Regions from separate parts of the Homo sapiens genome. Here region 1 is linked to region 2. Evidence: read pairs that join two places in POLR2A ChIA-PET (ENCODE). Cell type or tissue: Panc1. All regions are shown on one strand. Each heading gives the region's core, and the rest is flanking DNA. Links, peaks and the distances in the headings are about the cores only.

What was found. Peaks named below come from ENCODE experiments on the same cell type or tissue, not always from the same donor. Only the 100,000 strongest peaks of a DNase experiment are listed, where the experiment ranks them.
Region 1: POLR2A ChIA-PET joins it to region 2 with 7 read pairs; 4 of 35 experiments call an interaction of 5 or more read pairs at or near these places.

The regions. Positions count from the first base shown.
Region 1 is chr2:69,182,673-69,192,052 of GRCh38, forward strand. All of the region lies in intron 16 of ANTXR1 (ANTXR cell adhesion molecule 1), which reads left to right. It also overlaps the pseudogene RNU6-1216P. Among named protein-coding and RNA genes, the nearest start is that of MIR3126, 84 kb to the left of the region's middle. In Panc1, for the core only: no CTCF peak of the experiment used is centred there; no DNase peak of the experiment used is centred there; H3K27ac peaks cover 4,240 bases.
Region 2 is chr2:69,273,311-69,282,690 of GRCh38, forward strand. No RefSeq gene overlaps it. Among named protein-coding and RNA genes, the nearest start is that of GFPT1, 110 kb to the right of the region's middle. RefSeq lists an enhancer at 6,484-6,985. In Panc1, for the core only: no CTCF peak of the experiment used is centred there; no DNase peak of the experiment used is centred there; H3K27ac peaks cover 1,684 bases.

The sequences.
Region 1 (9,380 bases), core at 976-8,975, 90 kb before region 2:
ACTCAAAAAATCTATCATCAGTCCTGATAAAACACTTACATAGTGAAGAATCAAAATCTTTCCACATGATAAAATCCCAACCTAAAACCCAGCTTATCACAGGGGAACAATTATCTAAAATTATGGACTTGAAAGTACTAGTAATTACTTTGTCAATTTCCACATAATCTGGGTTGAAAACTAGGCTTTTTAAAAATCACCGTGGTGCTCACTTCTGCAGCACATATAGTAAAACTGGAACAATATAGAGAAGATTAGCATGACCCCTGGGCAAGGATGACATGCAAATTCGTGAAGTGTTCCATATTAAAAAAAAAAAAAAAATCACCATGGCAAGGTACTGGAAAAAGCATGGACTGTGAGTCAAGTAACTTGGGTAGTAACCCCAGAGAGTGACTATAAATTTCCATAGCATCTCATAACTTCACTTAGCAGACAATCTACTATCTAAGAAAAATGGCAGCCTTCTCCTTAATGCTAATCTCTACTCCTTTTGCCATAATATAAGCCCATTCCCTTTTATTTGCGCCTCCTGCCAGTGTATCAGGGCCCACCAGCAAATCTCACTGGTCATGGATCTAGGACTCACTCTTTCTGGTTGTAAGCAAATCTTTTTTCTCCACCATCTGTCTTTCCCCCACACCTCCAGATCTTAAAATCCTCTTTGGTTTATTGGGAAGTGTAAACCGTTGGAGGCAGTTAATGTTTCCTAAAGGCCTCTTTTTTATTTTCTATTTATTTATTTTTTGAGACAGGTTCTCACTCTGTCACCCAGGCTGGAGTGCAGTTGTGTGATCTCTGCTCACTGCAACCTCGACCTCCCAGGCTCAAGCCATCCTCCCACCTCAACCCCCAAGTAGCTGGGACTACGGGCACGCACCACCACACCCAGCTAATTTTTGTTTTTTTTTTTTTTTTTTTTTTTTTGAGGGACGGATTTCACTATGTTGCCCAGGCCTGTCTTGCACTCCTGATAAAGCAGTCTGCCCACCTCGGCCTCCCAAAGTGCTAAGATTACAGGCATGGGCCACCATGCCCAGCCTGAAGGCCTCTTTTCTATTCTTCTTGGTCCAAATGGCTTTGAATTCACATGATTCAGTTAACACCTTCAATCTTTAGCCATGCCCATAAACATCTGCACTATGCCACTTGTCAGAGAGCACTGGAAAATTATAGCTGAAAAGACTCTAGACATAATCTGTCCCCACTCTCTGATTTCATACTGAGATAGGCAAAGTCCTTGTTCTGCTGAGGTCTGGAAAACAAGGCCCCCAACTCAGGGCTACAGACTCCAGTTTCAAGCTGCAAACAGAACCGAACCAACTCCAAAGCCTCAAGTCAAAGACTCAATAGAGCCAGCTCCCATCACCATCCATACACATACACACACTCACACACACACACACACACAGCCTTACCCCCCTTCCAATAGCAACAAAGATTATTTTCATCATTCGCTGAGTTAATTTGCTAATTTTGGATCAGGGCTTCTCCAACAAATCAAAAGAAGTACCATTTCAGGCAGTGTAGCGAAACGTTATTGGTGGTTACCTTTCCTCAGCTGAGCTAGCTCAAGCTCACCTGAATTGCCACGCATTTCTATTTTGGTTTGCCATGTTTGAAGCAGTGAGATTCTTTTTTTAGGATAAGCCTGCCCTCTGGGGTAATGGATTGAACTCTGGAAAGATGTGGGCAAAATGCAGCTTGCTTGAATAACAGCTGTTTGCTTCTAATTATTTTCTAATGAAGAACATGCAGTGGCGTGCATGCATGTGCAGACAGGAAGGAGCCAAGCAGATTCTCAGCCATGAAGAAGAAAGGGGATTTTCTGTTATGCCGTTCTCAGGAATCTGTACCTTGTGACTAACGCCACATCTTTGGTTACAGCCAGGTTTTTGTTTCTGTAATCTTGGACACTGAGAGAACATTAATTCTGTTTGAAAACTCCGGTTTCTACTTGAGAGCATAGTCCTCTATTGACTGGCGGTTTAGGACTGAATTTGATGAGATAAATAAGTATATGGGCCAATACGTTTAGAAATCTAAAAACATTCCCAACACCCACTTGGAATTAGTATCAATTCAGTGAGTATTCATTGTGCAGCTACTGTGTGCCAGGCACTGTAGGATGTTGAATATACAGAGGCTTTCAAACCCGGCTGAGTGTCAGAATCACCTGAGAGTGATTTAAAAAATACAGATTCCCAGGCCCAGTGACCCAGAATCTCACAAAAGTCCTCCAAAAGCACACTGGCTCTCAGCATTCGCCCATCTTTTCCTATCAAGTGAAACTCCTTTTGTTCACAATGCCTCCCTTCTCTAATTTCACTTCCAGACTCCCTGAGTGATAGGCCTCTGTTGCCCCAATTATCACTTCATCAGTCCTGACTCTTGAGCTTCTTTTTAGTCTCTGTAGTAAAGCACTGGCTCTCAAAGGTGGTCCCTGGAACAGCAGCATCAGCATCACCCAAGAACTTGTTAGAAATGGACATTCTTCGGCCCCACCTAAGATCTACTAAATCAAAAACGCTGGAAGTGGGGCCCAGCCATCTGGGTTTTAACAAGCTGAGTTAAGAAGTTGTCACCAGCTGGGCGCAGTGGCTCATGCCTGTAATCCCAGCATTTTGGGAGGCCGAGGAGGGTGGATCACAAGGTCAGGAGTTTGAGACCAGCCCCGGCCAACATGGTGAAACCCTGTCTCTACTAAAAATACAAAAATTAGCTGGGCGTGGTTGTGGGTGCCTGTAATCCCAGCTACTCAGGAGGCTGAGGCAGGAGAATCATTTGAACCCAGGAGGCAGAGGTTGCAGTGAGCTGAGACTGTGCCATTGCACTCCAGCCTGGGCAACAGGGCAAGACTCTATCTCAAATAAAAAAAGAAAAAAAAAAAAAAAAGAAGAAGAGTTGTCACCAAAGGTCCCAGCCAGCATTCCATAGGAAGTCCTTGGAGGGCAGGAACTGTGGTGCCTGGATTGTTAAAATAGGCAAAGAGGCCATGATTGCACTGCGGTGATTTTTCAGGCATCTCAGCAAGGAGAGCCACATTAATGTTCACACTGGGTCCATTTTTACCACAAACACAACTGCTGAATTAATGTTAAGTGGTTGGGAATCTGAGTGTCTTAGGAGTCAACTAAAAGGCCAGATGGAAATGACCTAGGATGCCGGTGGACTTGAAGAGCTCCTCGGCAGGACTCCCTCGTTAGGACGTGCAGAGCATGAATCCTCCTTTTGCCTGGTGGAACAGCCAATGCCAATGCTTACTCAGCTCCTTCTACTGTAGAGGAAATGCATACATAGCCGTTGGTGTGATTACTCATGTTTATGAGCCTTCTCTCCACTAGATTTGACCCCCCGCAGGCACCAGCTATGCTTTGAATCCCCAGTAAACAGTGTTGTACCTGGCTCATCCCTTATTAAAGAGCTGAGGCATGAACGGTAATTATGAAACCACTCCCCAGAGCATCCTGCCAGTCAAACCACACAGACCATTTTGGCATACTCTATCCAGAAAACTGACATTCTTCATGCCATCTCTCTGAGGAGAGAAGAGAAAAAGAGATTGTTTTAGATGCAACAAGAAGGATAGAAGCACAGGAAGAAATTCAAAAGTAATCATGTGTGCTCTCCGTCCAGAAGTAAGGCAGGCTTGCTTCCAGAATCTCAGGGTTCATCCTATTTTACATGATGTTCGATCCACAATGAGTCCCGTGCTAGCCACAATGCCTAAGGACATTTGCTCAGCCTTGGACAAAACATTTAGCCTTATGTGGTACCATAAACTCTGCTTCCCTTTCCCGAACTCACCGTGGTCCTAATAGGAAACAGAAAGCACACTGAAAAGAGTTGAACTAACAGAGATGTGGGCAAAGCGAAGGGAATCCCCAGGGATGATGGGGCAACCAGGGGCTGGCAACAGCGAGAGCTGTTACACCTGAAGAGCATGTGGGGAAATGGTGTTACTGGGTTCCAGAAAGAGCTGTAGCCCTGCAAAGAGACTACTCGACAGGAACTGTTTCTTTAGTTGACAATCTAAATCCACCTGTTTTTATATGATCTGCAAACAAAGAATGGTTTTTACATTTTTAAAAGGTTATATAAGTACCTATATAATGTTGCCTCTTGCCCTGCAAATCCTTGGCTCTTTACAGACCAAGACCAAAGGGCAGCTAGGTGATCCAGAGGCAGGCTTCCAAGGCATGGAGAAGGCAGGCAGAGAATGGATGGGGGCCGGCAGGTCAGGGAGAGTGACCCATCCACTCGCTGCCTGCCTTGTACCTCTGCTATAAGCAAGGAGAACAACAGCTCTACCTCACACAAAACTGTCAGCAGGTATTGGAAAGACTCATGGCTCCCCAGTGAAAGGAGCCAGAATCGTGTACTTACTGAATTGCATTGCATTAGACCCATTGCTTTACATGAAATGGGGTTTTTGAGAAGCAGGTGAGCACATTTGCCAAGCAAACCCAGAGAGAACACACGGAGGGAAGAAGTCCACAGTGGGCTCTTCTCCACCCACCATCTCCCCGTCTAATTTAAGGCACCAACCACACCAACCACACTTCCCCCCTTCCTCATTCCAGACTCATGATCGGGAAATTTTCCCTGATATTTAGCCTGCATTTTCCTTTGCTTGGTTTTCACCCCCGGATTTACAATACCCCGTGCTTCTCATTAAATTGGAGCTGACCATTTCAGACAAGTGAAGTCATGCCCAGCTATATGGGCAAATTTTCTTAAAAACCAAAAGAAGAAAAAAAAAAGCGCAACAAAATCTATCCTATGCATGGCATGCACACACTCATGAGTGCATGTGTGTCTGTGTGTAGGGAAAGTTTCTGACGTTATCCGTTAAATCCATTAATTTATTTCCTTTGGGGGAAAGCTGGGTCACACTATTTATCATGTATTTCTTTTTTTTTTTTTTTTTTTTTGAGACAGAGTCTCACTCTGTCACCAGGCTGGAGTGCAGTGGCGCAATCTCAGCTCACTACAACCTCCACCTCCCAGGTTCAAGTGATTCTCCTGCCTCAGCCTCCCGAGTAGCTGGGACTACAGGCGGGTGCCACCACATCCAGCTAATTTTTGTATTTTTTTTGGTACAGACTGGGTTTCATCATGTTGGCCAGGATGATCTCAATCTCTTGACCTCTTGATCTGACCGCCTCGGCCGCCCATAGTGCTAGGATTACAGGCATAAGCCACCGCACCTGGCCTACCATGTATTTCAAAGTGTAAAAAGTCAGGTGTCAGTTTATAGTGGCCTTATAAGTTGAACTACTCTCAGAATTCTCAATCTCTGACTGTCTTCCAGCTGGCTAAGGCAGACAAACCAGAAGAAAAGATACAACTGCTGCCTGGCAAAAAAAAAAAAAAAAAAAAAAAAAAAGAGGAAACCCCACCACAAAAGCTGATGACCCAGGGTGCTTTGGGTTTTTTGTTTGTTTGATTTAAAAATAGGGTCTTGTTCTGTCGCCCAGGCTGTAGTGCAGTGGTGCGATCATATAGCTCACTGTAGCATCAACCTAGGTTCAAGGGATTCTCCTACCTCAGTCTCCCAAGTAGCTGGGACTACAGATATAAGCCATCACACCCAGCTAATTTTTTTAATTTTTTGTAAACATGGGGATCTCACTGTGTTGTCCAAGCTGCTCTCAAGTGATCCTCCCACCTCAGCCTCTCAGAGTGTTGGGATTATAGGCATGTGCCACCGTGCCCGGCTCCCTACCTCCAGAATGCTATGAATGCTGGCTGCATAATCATTCCCAGCACAGTCTTATTGCTTAGAAAGAAACCAAAGCTAGAGTTTACATAGAACTTCCACTTTGCCTTTGTGAATTGGCAGGTATTTTCTGTGGCTAAGATACAGTTTGGGAGCATGGAATTGGTAAATTTCTCATTTTATAGTCAAAATTTGTCAACTTCAAATGAAAGAAAGCTATTTATAAATGTCAGCTAATACAATCTGCCAGAGGGCTTGAGGCTTGTGGATAAATCTTTGTCCTAGCTTCACAGAAGCAGTTGGGCATTTTGCCAGGGAGTGAGGACCAGTGTCTTAAGTGCATGCTGTGGAGAGGTTTGTGCATGACAGACATCCAAGTCTGAGATAGATAAAGCGGAGGCAACTCAGAAGGATCCTCTAAGACTTTAGGTGAAGCCCAGAGACTGTTTAGAAGACTCTTCTATGGCACATCTAGCCCCAAAGGGTTGTTATTAACGAGCCCACTACTACTGTCTTTAAATGACAGACTTCTGCCTACATTCAGAAAAATCAAGGTTCCAAGAGCCTTTGTCATGCAGTGCTCATTGAATTTTGAGAGTTATTTTTTATTCTGATTTTGGTTGTAAACACTGTTTTTTCTAAAGCTTACTTCTTGGTTGCAAACACTGTTTTTCTAAAGCTCTTGCATAAAAACTACCTGTTGTAGGAGTAGAAAGAGGTTATAGGTTGTATTGATTGCCTGGATTGTTTTCTATGCCACAGACTGGAGAGTTTAGGTTCATTTGTGGGACAATCAGAACTCAGAATGCTAAGGATACACCTGGAACTAGCTAATCTCGCCTTGGCCAGAAGAGCCCAATGACAGCAGCTCACCCGGATCAAGCATGCCCTGCAAGTCGGGCAGCGCTTTCTATGCACTAATGCCTTTATTATTGATAACAGCCCTTGAAAGTAGAAAGTACTTATCCATCGGTAAATAGACACCCAGATCAGTAGAAACTACAAATGCAAAACCAGAGCACAGAGGGGTTAGGTAACTTACCCAAATTCACACTGGCCAGTAAGATGTTTCATGGTTCATTTTATTGACTGCAGTGCATCCATTTGGGCTCACAGTAAAATTCTTTATTAATCAATAGGAGAGAGGACAGGAACCCTGGAGATGAAAGGCCAATCAGGAAACTATTCCCAGAATGAGTGACAGATGATGAGGGCCTGGGCCCAGGCAGGAGCTGTGGAGGTGGTGGGTCAGGGGTGGATGGGAAGAGGCGGCAGCAGAGCTGCTACAGAGAGAACATTAACGAGACACGGTTGATGTTGGACATGAGCAGGTGGCAGAGAGAAGGGAGGTTAGAATGATTCCTGGTACCCAGTGTGCCCATCTGGAGAGATTGGTGGTGCCATGAATCAAGGCAGGGTGTGCAAAAGGAGGAGCAGGTTTGGGGAGAAGAGTTAGTTCAGTTTATAATGTTTGACTTTTTGATAGCTGTGATGTGATATGATACATCCACATTACAATTAAGATTTAATAGGTAAATAGATACCCAGATCTGGAGCTCAAGAGAGGACTGGGCTGAGTATAGAATTTTTGAGTTGCCGGCAGATAGGTGGAAGTTGGACCCATGAGACTAGATGAGAGCACTCAGCTGAGAGATGAGAATAGAGGTGCCAAATGAAGGCCACCATGTCAGGTGTAGGCAGAGGGGGAGGAGCAGAAGAAGCTGAAAAGGACTTGGCAGAGAGGTCGGAGGGAGCAGGTAGAAGCTCGTGGCACAGAGACTGAGGGAGAGTGTGCAGGGGAGAGGCCCAGCACAGCGGATCTCCCCAAAGAACCAAGCAAAATGAGTGTCAAGGCATTTGGCAGTCGGGATGCCGTGGGTGGCCTTAGCAAGAGCAATTTGGGTGGAGTGATTGGGGCAGAAGGAATAAAAACTGTGGCTTGGGGGTAAGAGGAAAATAGTCTTGGAGAAGCACAGAATAGAAGATGGACAGATGCATGCTTACAAAGTTCAAATTGCTGGATTCCTACACTCTGTATTACATTCTTTTCCATCTCTCTACAGAGCCTCCCAAATGATCATTTTAATGACTTTACTATGATCATAGGTAACATTTAATGAATACCTTTTATGAGGCAAGTACCTAACTTCAATATTTAATTTTAAGTCTTATAGCAAGTCTGTAGAGTAGACAGTATTATCATCTCCACTTTAAATATGAGAAAAGTAAGGCTTAGGGAGATGAAACTACTCATCTAACCCATAGAGCTGGTGAAAAGGAGACCCACAGTACAAACTGGGGCAGGCTGGCTTCAGTCACTTTGTGCTTAAACACTACACTGTAGGGTGATCTGTTGCCACAAAGAAACATCATTTTCTACTCATTCTCCTGGTATTATACATCTAGGTGGTTTCTGGTCTTTTGCTATGCATGTAACTTTAAATTTCTGCTGAGTTAATTAATGTGTTCCTTCAACAGCCCAGTGTTCTTCTTTCTGCCCCATCTCATTGCCCATTTGTCACAGAGTTGGGTGATTAGCACACACAGCTCTGTGGGTGGGCTGATTTACAAACCCAAATGCTGGGAGTCCTCTCCTTCTGAAAACGAAGGGGAAAGAAAAAAGAGGCATTCATCCAGGAAACCCACCTGGTTACATCCTGAAATATAAATGCTTATCCAAAAGAACCTTAAAGGAAAACATTTAGCTGGTGATTGGAACGGCTTAATACAGAAAACCATGCAGCACACAGCAGCAGTTCTATCCAGCATTCTAAAATCATTTCAAAATATTTTTCAAGGCGTTTGTAAATTCCTTGCCAAAATAGATGAGAAACACTACACTTGGCAAGACAAAGTTTAACCCACAAGACAAAGTTAAACCCACAAGAACTCAAACAACAGTTTATAAAGATTAAAGAACACAATTTTATATGTGTATATAATCCACCAGAAAATCATTTCAGAACATGAAATATTTGAGATGCTTCTTAACACTGCCCCTATATAAATGCTTTGTGTCCAGGAACTTAAACTCTTTAGACTCCTCCAGCCTTCCCAGCACTGTCATTCAAAGACCCCTGCAAGATCAGGATTTTCAAACGTTCCTAAGGCTTGGGTAGGAAATACATTTTACATTTTGGCCCAGTTTGTGCACACACAGTCATACACACACCCATACACACTTAACTGAGATAAATTTTTCACAAAATAATGCTTATCCTCACCATGTGCAATTACTATTTTCTCTTCTATTCTATTTCTTAAAAGTTCTGGTCCCATACAAAATTGATTTCATAAGGGCTTAAAGGGTTGCAACCCACAGCTGAGAAACCCTATGTTCTAAAGGATCTAAATTAAAGCGCTTTCACCAGAAGATCTGCATGAGGAAGAATCTGCAATTGGTGTAATAGAAAGCATATGTGATTTGGAATTAGACAGACATGGATTCCAATCTCAACTCTGGTTTATAAACCATCTGCCTTTGGGCAAGTTACTTGATCTCTCTTTGACCCTCCATTTCCTCTCCACAGCCCTCTGGGACTGCTGGGACAATTCAATTAGAGAACACTCATGGAAGCACCTACCACTTAGTTACATTCATTCCTCCAACAAATATATATTGAGCACCAGATGTTGTCCTAAGGGATAGGCAGACAGA
Region 2 (9,380 bases), core at 544-8,543:
GCTCTGCAGATCTATACGGGCTGACCGCCACCTGCAGGGACAGGCAGTCTGCCCAAGCGGACCAGAAATTGCTGAGAGAAGAGAGGCCAGTTGGGAATGTTTCCTGCCTTTTCCTCATCCACCTTCTAGAGCACCTTTGATCACTCAACTCAATCAAGCATCTTCTCTTCACTCCAGCACTTTTGAATGCTACCCTCCCTGCCACCCCTTTCTTCTGTCATCACTAAAGTCCTCATATCTGGGAAGATTCCTGTCTCTATCACCGCCTCACCACTGGCCTCCTCCTTCTGCCCTTCAGGGACCTCCCTCCCAATCCTCAGCCTCACGTTCCACAGCCCCAGAGGCACTACTGGAATCCTCCCACCTCCTCCCCCACCCACACCCCTCCACCCCTCCTCAAGGATACTATCAACCAAGTTCTCAGGCACAGCGCTCATACATTCTGATGCTTTCCAGGACTCTGGGCTTGACTCTCTCCATAACACATATTCTCGTCATATCCATGCCTATGATTTCAATTTTCCTTATGAGCCAGTGACTTCTGAATCTGTACCTCCAACACAGATGTCCTCCCAGCATCCCAGACACATCCTCCCAACCAGTTCTGGACATGACTACCTGGATATTGTGCAGTCACCTCAATTACACCGTGCTCAACACTGAGTCATTCTCTTTTTCTTCTCCAGGCCTGTTCATCTTGCATTCTCAAATTTAGCAAACTACCAGTGGCTCAGCCACCTAATCCTGACCCTAATTTTCTCCTAACTCCTACATCTAGTCGGTGACCATGTCCTGTTGATTTCACCTCTGACATAACTCGATGGACTCTTCCATTGCAGCCCTTTCCACTTCTAAATTCAAGAACCATCATCTGTTGTTGGTACATAGAATAATCATTCCCTAACTTGCTCTCTGCACTCCCTGACTCTGGTCTAACACTCTCTCAAATGGTGGCTCCAGAGTTATGGCTCTAAAACGCAGCATTGATCATTTTATTCACCTACCTTAAAGTCTGTGTGCAGGAAAAAACCCAAACTCCTTACTAAAATGCTTATTATCTTTCCCTCATCGCCAAAGAAATGCAAATCAAAACCACGATGAGGTAGCATGTCACCCCAATTAAAATCGATTTCATAAAAAAGACAAGGAATAACAGAAGCTGGCAAGAATATGGAGAAAGGGGAACCCTCATACACTCTTGGTGGGAATGTAAATTAGTACAATCTCTATGGAAAACAGTATGGCGGTTCCTCAAAAAGCTAAAAATAGAACTACCATGTGATCCAGCAATCTCACTACTGGGTATATATGCAAAAGAAAGGAAATCAATATATTGAAGAGATACCTGGACTCCCATGTTTATTGCAGCACTACTCACAATAGCCAAAATACTGAATCAACCTAAGTGCTCATCAGCAAATGAATGGATGAAGAAAATGTGTATTATTCATCCATAAAAATGAGCAGGACATGAGATGCTACGTTTGCAGCAACATGGATGGAACTGGAGGTTGTTATGTTAAATGACATAAGCCAGGTACAGAAAGACAAACATCACATGTTTTCACTCATATTTGGAAGCTACAAAAGTGAATCTCATGAAGATGGAGAGTAGAATGATGGTTACCAGAATCCTAGAAATGTAGAGAAGTGGAGAGGTATGAAGAGAGGTTGATTGATGTGTACAAAAATATAGTTAGATAGAAGAAATAAGACCTGGTGTGAACACTATTTTCAAAACAGCTAGAAGAGAATAATTTAAATGTTCCTTGCATAAATAAAACAAATGGTTAAGATAATGAATATCCCAATTACCCTGATTTGAAAATTAAATATTATATGAATGAATCAAAATATCGCATGTGCCCCCAAATACGTGCACTTATTATGTGTCAATTAAAAAAAATAAAAATAAGACCATATCACCTAACCCCTGACAAAAAAAATGAACTCTAAGCCAGACTGCCAGGGATCAAATCCCAGCTCTCTGACTTATTAACTAAGGGATCTTAAGGTCATGTAAGTCTGTGCCTTAGTTTCCCCATCTGTAAATATAAGTAGTGATTGCACATGTATGATGTGTTGGCTGCCATTATTAACTCTCCAGTCTCACTTCTCACCGTTCCTCCACAAGTACCCTATGCTCTGTCCCTAAAATCACCAAGTTCTGTCATGACTGCACACTTAGGTACTTGCTGGCCCATTTGCCCGGAATGCCTGCCTTCCCCCTTGTAAGCCTGGATAACTCTAATTTAAAGCTTAAATATCACTTTCTCTGTGATACCTTCCCTGATTTCTCCTATTCTGGTATATCTGTATCATACCACTCACAGTAAAATCTTATTCTTTAGTCTCTACCCAACCCCCACCTTCCTGACAGGAAGGAACCATGACTTATTCATCTTTGTTTTTCCAGCATTTTGCACAAAACCATATACCTACTAGAATCATGGTAGCTAACAGCATGAATAACTTAAAAGTAGGGAACCTGGGCCTCAAAAATATGAATTGATTAGCTAACTTTTCTCAATACTTTTCCAGGCTTCCACATAATAGCAGTGCCACAGCTAGAAAGAATGACAGGACATAAAAATGCATTGAACTATATAACTAGAATGCAGAGCTGTCAAGGAACCCAACCAAGATCTTTCCACTATACCTGTTGAAACTAACAGAGAGTTTCTAATTCAAGATAGCACACTGCCTTGCAAGACCACATTAAAATGACAATAAAAATATCTAAAAGTCCATCACCATGAAGAAAGTGTGAGTAGTCACCAAGGGACAATAGATTTCAATAAATTTCTGAAAAATAAAAAACAATACTTAAGGAGCTGACAAAAGATGAAACAAGATAGAGGATGCTACAGCCTATAAGACTGATGAGTGGGGGTAGGGGGCAGCTACAGAGGAAGACCTCTGTCCTGAACAGCCCCAGAGAGACTCCCAACTCAGAAATGCCAGGTGCTAGGGTGGGAGTGGGATGAAGGGCTGAAATCAAAGAGATCAATGAAAGTCTATATGTAGAGCAGTCGTCCTCAACTCATCTCCTACCTCCACCATGTACAGAATTCCCAGCAGGCTGGTGTGCTGTAATAACCACCTCCCTACTCCGAACAAACAAAGCACAAGGTTCTTCTCTTTTGGAGGGGTAAAACTGGGAAAAGCTACAGCAGCTGGCGTAGGGCATTTGGAGTTTTCTTGCTAAGGTTCAACTTCCTGCCCACTATCCTTAAAGGAAAGCCTACCTGTTGACAAGCTCCGCTTCCACACACAGATTCACAATCACCTTTTCTTATTGCCTCATTCTCAAATATAACCAAACAACTAAAACCTCATTATACACTTGAGGGAAGCCTATACCGTAAAATAAAAAGACCGATGCAAACAATCAGAAATGGGTAATTCAAAAGGCAGAAGAGAAGGAGATCTCTAACTAATGTACTCAGAGAGATTTGAGACAATGTCACACAAGATAATAACAAAAGACTATTCATCTAAGGAGCAATCTAAGAAAAGAGAAAAAATCATCAGAATGATTGGAAAATAATGTTTGGGAAATTTTCATCAGGGAGAACAAAAGGAAATCTTAATTTTTTTAAAAAATATATAAGACAGGGCTGGGCACGGTGGCTCATGCCTGTAACCCCAGCACTTTGGGAGGCCAAGGCGGGCAGATCACAAGGTCAGGAGTTCAAGACCAGTCTGGCCAATATGGTGAAACCCCATCTCTACTAAAAACACAAAAATAAATTAGCTGGGCATGGTGGCAGACACCTGTAATCCCAGCTCCTCAGGAGGCTGAGGCAGGAAAAGCGCTTGAACCTGGGAGGCGGAGGTTGCAGTGAGCCAAGATCATGCCACTGCACTCCAGCCTGGCGACAGAGCAAGACTCCATCTCAAAAAAAAAAAAAAGTATATATATATATATATATACACACACACACACATATATATATGAGACAAAAAGAACCAACCCAGAAATGTTCATCATCTGACTGGTAAAAGTCCCAAAGGAAAAAGAGAGAATACAGGAAACAGAAGGAGGAGAATTGTTTTTAAAATAGTACCCCAAAATCCCCAAGTTGAAAGACACAAGTCTTTAGACTGAAGGATCAACCAAGTACACTGCACAAGAGAATAGATAGAGGAAGATTGATAGCTAGACAGATAGACAGACATATTATGAAATTTCAAGACCCCCCAAGGATAAAGAGAAAATGCTAAAAGCTTCCCAAAAGGTTTTAAAAAGTTGTCTACAGGAGAACAATAACTAGATCGGTATGAGACCTCTCAACAGAAATCTTAGATTCTAAAAAGCAGTGGAACAAAGGCTTCAAACTCCTGAGAAAAAACACAGTTTCAGCTAAAATTCTATACCTTGCCAAGTATAAAATTAGGACAAAGACATTTTCAGACCTGGAAGGAATGAAAAATTTACTACCTTTTAATGAATATACTTGATGATATAGTCCAGCAAAATAAGACAATTAAAAAAGAAAGGATAAGACACGGGACCCAGAAAGCAATAGATCCAATGCAAGAGGTTAAACTTCCAACCTCCGCCTCCGAGGCTCAAGGGATCCTCCCACCTCAGCCTCCTGAGTAGCTAGAACTACAGGTGCACACCACCACACCCAGCAAGTTTATTTTTGTAGTGATTGAGTCTCACTATGTTGCCCAGGCTGGTCTCGAACTCCTGGGCTCAAGTGAATTCAAAGGAAATTCTAAGGAATTCAAAAAATTGAAAGGAATGTTTAAAGGCATAAACTCAGAAAAAGAGATGATAGGATATCAAGGGTGGGAGAAAGAAAAATAAAAAGATGAAAATATTCCAAAATTGATTGTGGTGATGGATGCACAACTCTCTGAATATACTAAAAGCTACTGAGTTGTACACCTTAAATGAATAAATTGTATGGTCTATAAATTATATGTCAACAAATCTGTCTCAAGAAAAGACAAGAATGTGAGATGAGAAAAAGCAACAAAATTTCAGAAATTGAATGGCAGATGGACGAGTGATAAATAATCAGAGACCCCCCCCAAAAAAACTGAATTCCACGCTCACAGTAGAGAAAGCCTCAATGAAGCATCATTTACACGTTGGATGAAACAAAAGATTTGGAATCCAGGGACCTTGGGAAATAGAAGTGAGAGAGAGGGGAAGATAGGAGGTTGACAAATTAAGAATCAGTGAAACCCTCGAATGCCCTCCTCCACGCCACACAACTGGACAGCTGCCAGTGGTGCTTTTGTCGTCATGTTAATATAAACAGAAACACTGTGTTAACCAGGATATCTGTAACTCTCTGTGAGAAGGATGAGGGGTGGGAAGTGCATATTTGGTATGGTGGGGGCCAAGGCAGTTAGAGGGAAGAAAGTTAAAGCCTCATCTTTTTTTAATGGGAAGTCAATAGTAAATGCCTAAAACTAAGTAATGAAGAAATAACATTGCAAACAAATAATTTAGCAATATGGAAGAAAATATCACGCTGTTTGAAAGTAATGGCCTTCAGGAAGTGAGACAGTGGTGGCAGTTGGAAGGGGGGAGTCAGGAGACTGTCTTTTTTTTTTTTTTTTTTTTAAAAGACAGAGTCTTGCTTTCTCCCAGGCTGGAGTGCAGTGGTGCGATCTCGGCTCACTATAACCTCCGTCTCCCAGGTTCAAGCTATTCTCCTGCCTCAGCCTCCCAAGTAGCTGGGACTACAGGCACGCGCCACCACACCTGGCTCATTTTTGTATCTTTAGTAGAGACAGGATTTCACCATGTTGGCCAGGCTGGTCTCAAACCCCTGACCTCAGGTGATCCGCCCGCCTTGGCCTCCCCAAAGTCCTGGGATTACAGGCATGAGCCACCGTGCCCAGCCTCCGCCTCCTTTTCTAACAGCTTGAGATATAATTTTTTTTAGTATACTGCAGCATGTATTTAATGAAAATATGATGTCAGCAAAGTAGAAGAAAGAACATCAACATTTTTGAGTGTATGTCAACACAGACAATATCTAAAGAAACAAGAATTTTTCTGCATATGTGACTTTGTAGACCAGACAGTAATCTGTGTTATTCTAAGAGCAGTGACTATATGGTTAGTAACTATTGTGATCAATAATTAACGCCACATGTCTATCCATTTAGGGATTATGTGTCTTCTCAAAGCCCTCGCAAATTGCTTTATTTGCCTAATAGGACTGAAATCACATCACATGTTTCACATTGCTGAAAAATGTCCAGCTCTGTATTAAGATATAATTTACATACTGTAAAGTTCACCCATCTAAAGGGTACAACTCAGTGGGTTTTAGTATATTCACAGAGCTGTGCAACCATCACCATAGTCTAGTTTTAGATCATTTCATCATCCCGATAAGAAACCTGATACTGCTGTTTTAATAACAAGCCTTGTAAGGCATGGTAAAATAAAATAAAATAAAAACTAAATTAAAAGAAAGAAACCATTAAGAGTGGTTTCCTCTAGGAAGGAGAACATGGGGTGGTTGGCGATGACATGAGAAATGGAAGTTTTCATTGTTGGCCTTTCTGTAATATTTTCTGCTTCTTTAAAAACCATTTATGTGTGCTGTTTTGATTTTATAATTTTCTTTAAAAGTTATAACAATTCCTTAAACACAAACTTAATGGGAAGTCAGGGATTACATTAGTGGCAGTGTTCGCCAAAGACCTTTGGAAGTTGAAAGTGCTCTGCAGATTTGAGGAACTGTTGTCATTCCAGCATCACAGCAGGGGTGGGGAAGAGATCACACAAGGTCAGCAACTTGGGAACTGGGACATAGCCACATAACACCTGCTGGAAGGTAGCCACCAGCTGGGATGATGGGGCTGTCCCCACAACAAAGGCCCCTTTTTGGAGATCCCTGGGGCTCAGGAGCCAGTGAGTCTGTCTTTGGGGAAGATAAGGCAGAGGGCCAACCCTCACGACCCACGAGTGTGGCATGTCCATGACCAGAGACCAAGGCCAGGCTTGCGACATGAAAAGGTGAGTGTCAATGACCTAAGTATTAATAGAGAACTGCGGCATCATCTCACCCAGAACCATCTCTCCCCACATAGCAGGGTCCACTTTTCTTGAGATTAGGTCCGTTTTATGTTTTACATTTCCCTTCACTTTTCAGAAAAATGGCCCCAAGTGGGACTGCCTTTTTTTAATTCCAAGGAACAGCACCGGCCACATCAGCACTGTTCTCGCCTCTGCCTCCAAGCTCTGTTTCTCATCTGGCTGCTGAGAGAAGTTGCTGTTGCTCTGCCAGCAAAATGTCTCTAGGAAGAAAGGAATGGAAAATATGAGGAAATTTCCTTACAAAATCTCAAAGAATCCTCGCTCAGCATAACCAGTGAGAATTAGCTGCACAATGAACCACATCGGAAAAGGCGATCATAATTCCTCAGTGCCTGATGCCCACCCAGATTTACAGCAGGACCGCTCTTTGTGGATCCACAAAAGGTTTCCACGTTGAGGGAGAGCTTCCCAAATGGGACCGAAGACATGAATCTCATAGGTGAGGACCCTCACTGGGGAGTCCTGATGGAGAGATGGGACCAGCCACCCTGGAACCTGAATAAGGAATTTGAAGACTTGGACTTGGGGCTGGAAATGGTAAGACTGTTCTCAACCTTCGGACCCTGACAGGGCCTGCCCAGTCATGACCATCTCACACTTGTCCCTGGTGTAAGCCCCACCACCACCTGTTCCCAGGCTGTCAGAGGCACAGTCTTTAGGAACCCACCAGGGGTATAACAAATACACCCCAGCAAAGCTTGTCTGTTTTTGTTTCTTTGTTGTTTTATTTTTGTTTTTTTGAGACAGAGACTCACTCTGTCACCCAGGCTGGAGTGCAGTGGCACAATCATGGCTCACTGCAGCCTCCACCTCCTGGGCTCAATCCTCCCACCTCAGCCTCCTGAGTAGCTGAATACAGGCATGCACCACCATGCCTAATTAATTTTTCTTTTTGGCTAACCATCTTTCATTCTTTTAATTTTTTATAGTACTTTCAGTTCTACGGTACATGTGCACAATGTGCAAGTTTGTTACATATGTATACATGTGCCATGTTGGCGTGCTGCACCCATTAACTCATCATTTACATTAGGTATATCTCCTAATGCTATCCCTCCCCCAGCCCCCCACCTCCTGACAGGCCCTGGTGTGTGATGATCCCCTTCCTGTGTCCATGTGTTCTCATTGTTCAGTTCCCAACTATGAGTGAGAACATGCGGTGTTCGGTTTTCTGTCCTTGCAATAGTTTGCTCAGAATGATGGTTTCCAGCTTCATCCATGTCCCTGCAAAGGACATGAACTCATCCTTTTTTATGGTTGCATAGTATTCCACGGTATATATGTGCCACATTTTCTTAATCCAGTCTATTATTGATGGACATTTGGGTTGGTTCCAAGTCTTTGCTATTGTGAATAGTGCCACAATAAACATACGTGTGCATGTGTCTTTATAGTAGCATGATTTATAATCCTTTGGGTATATACCCAGTAATGGGATGGCTGGGTCAAATGGTATTCCTAGTTCTAGATCCTTGAGGAACTGCCACACTGTCTTCCACAATGGTTGAACTAGTTTACACTCCCATCAACAGTGTAAAAGTGTTCCTATTTCTCCATATCCTTTCCAGCACCTGTTGTTTCCTTTTTAATGGTCACCATTCTAACTCATGTGAGATGGTACCTCATTGTGGTTTTGATTTGCATTTCTCTGATGGCCAGTGATGATGAGCATTTCTTCATGTGTCTGTTGGCTGCATAAAAGTCTTCTTTTGAGAAGCGTCTGTTCATATCCTTTGCCTACTTTTTGATGGAGTTGTTTGATTTTTTCTTGTAAATTTGTTTAAATTCTTTGTAGATTCTAGATATTAGCCCTTTGTGAGATGGGTAGATTGCGAACATTTTCTTTCATTCTGTAGGTTGCCTGTTCACTCTGATGGTAGTTTCTTTTGCTGTGCAGAAGCTCTTTAGTTTAATTAGATCCCATCTGTCTATTTTGGCTTTTGTTGCCATTGCTTTTGGTGTTTTAGTCATGAAGTCTTTGCCCATGCCTCTGTCCTGAATGGTATTGCCTAGGTTTTCTTCTAGGGTTTTTACGGTTTTAGGTCTAACATTTAAGTCATGCCTAACTAATTTTTAAGTTTTTTGTAGAGACATGGTCTCACTACATTGCCCAGGCTGGTCTCAAACTCCAGTCTCGAACTCCTGAGCTCAATCAATCCTCCCACCTCTGCCTCCCAAAGTGCTAGGATTATAGGCATGAGCCACTGCACCTGACCTGCATTATTTTTTTAACCAGGACAACTGAGTAAAAGCTCTGTTATGAGAATGGGACATAGGAGAGGTAGATTTTGACTGGGAGGAA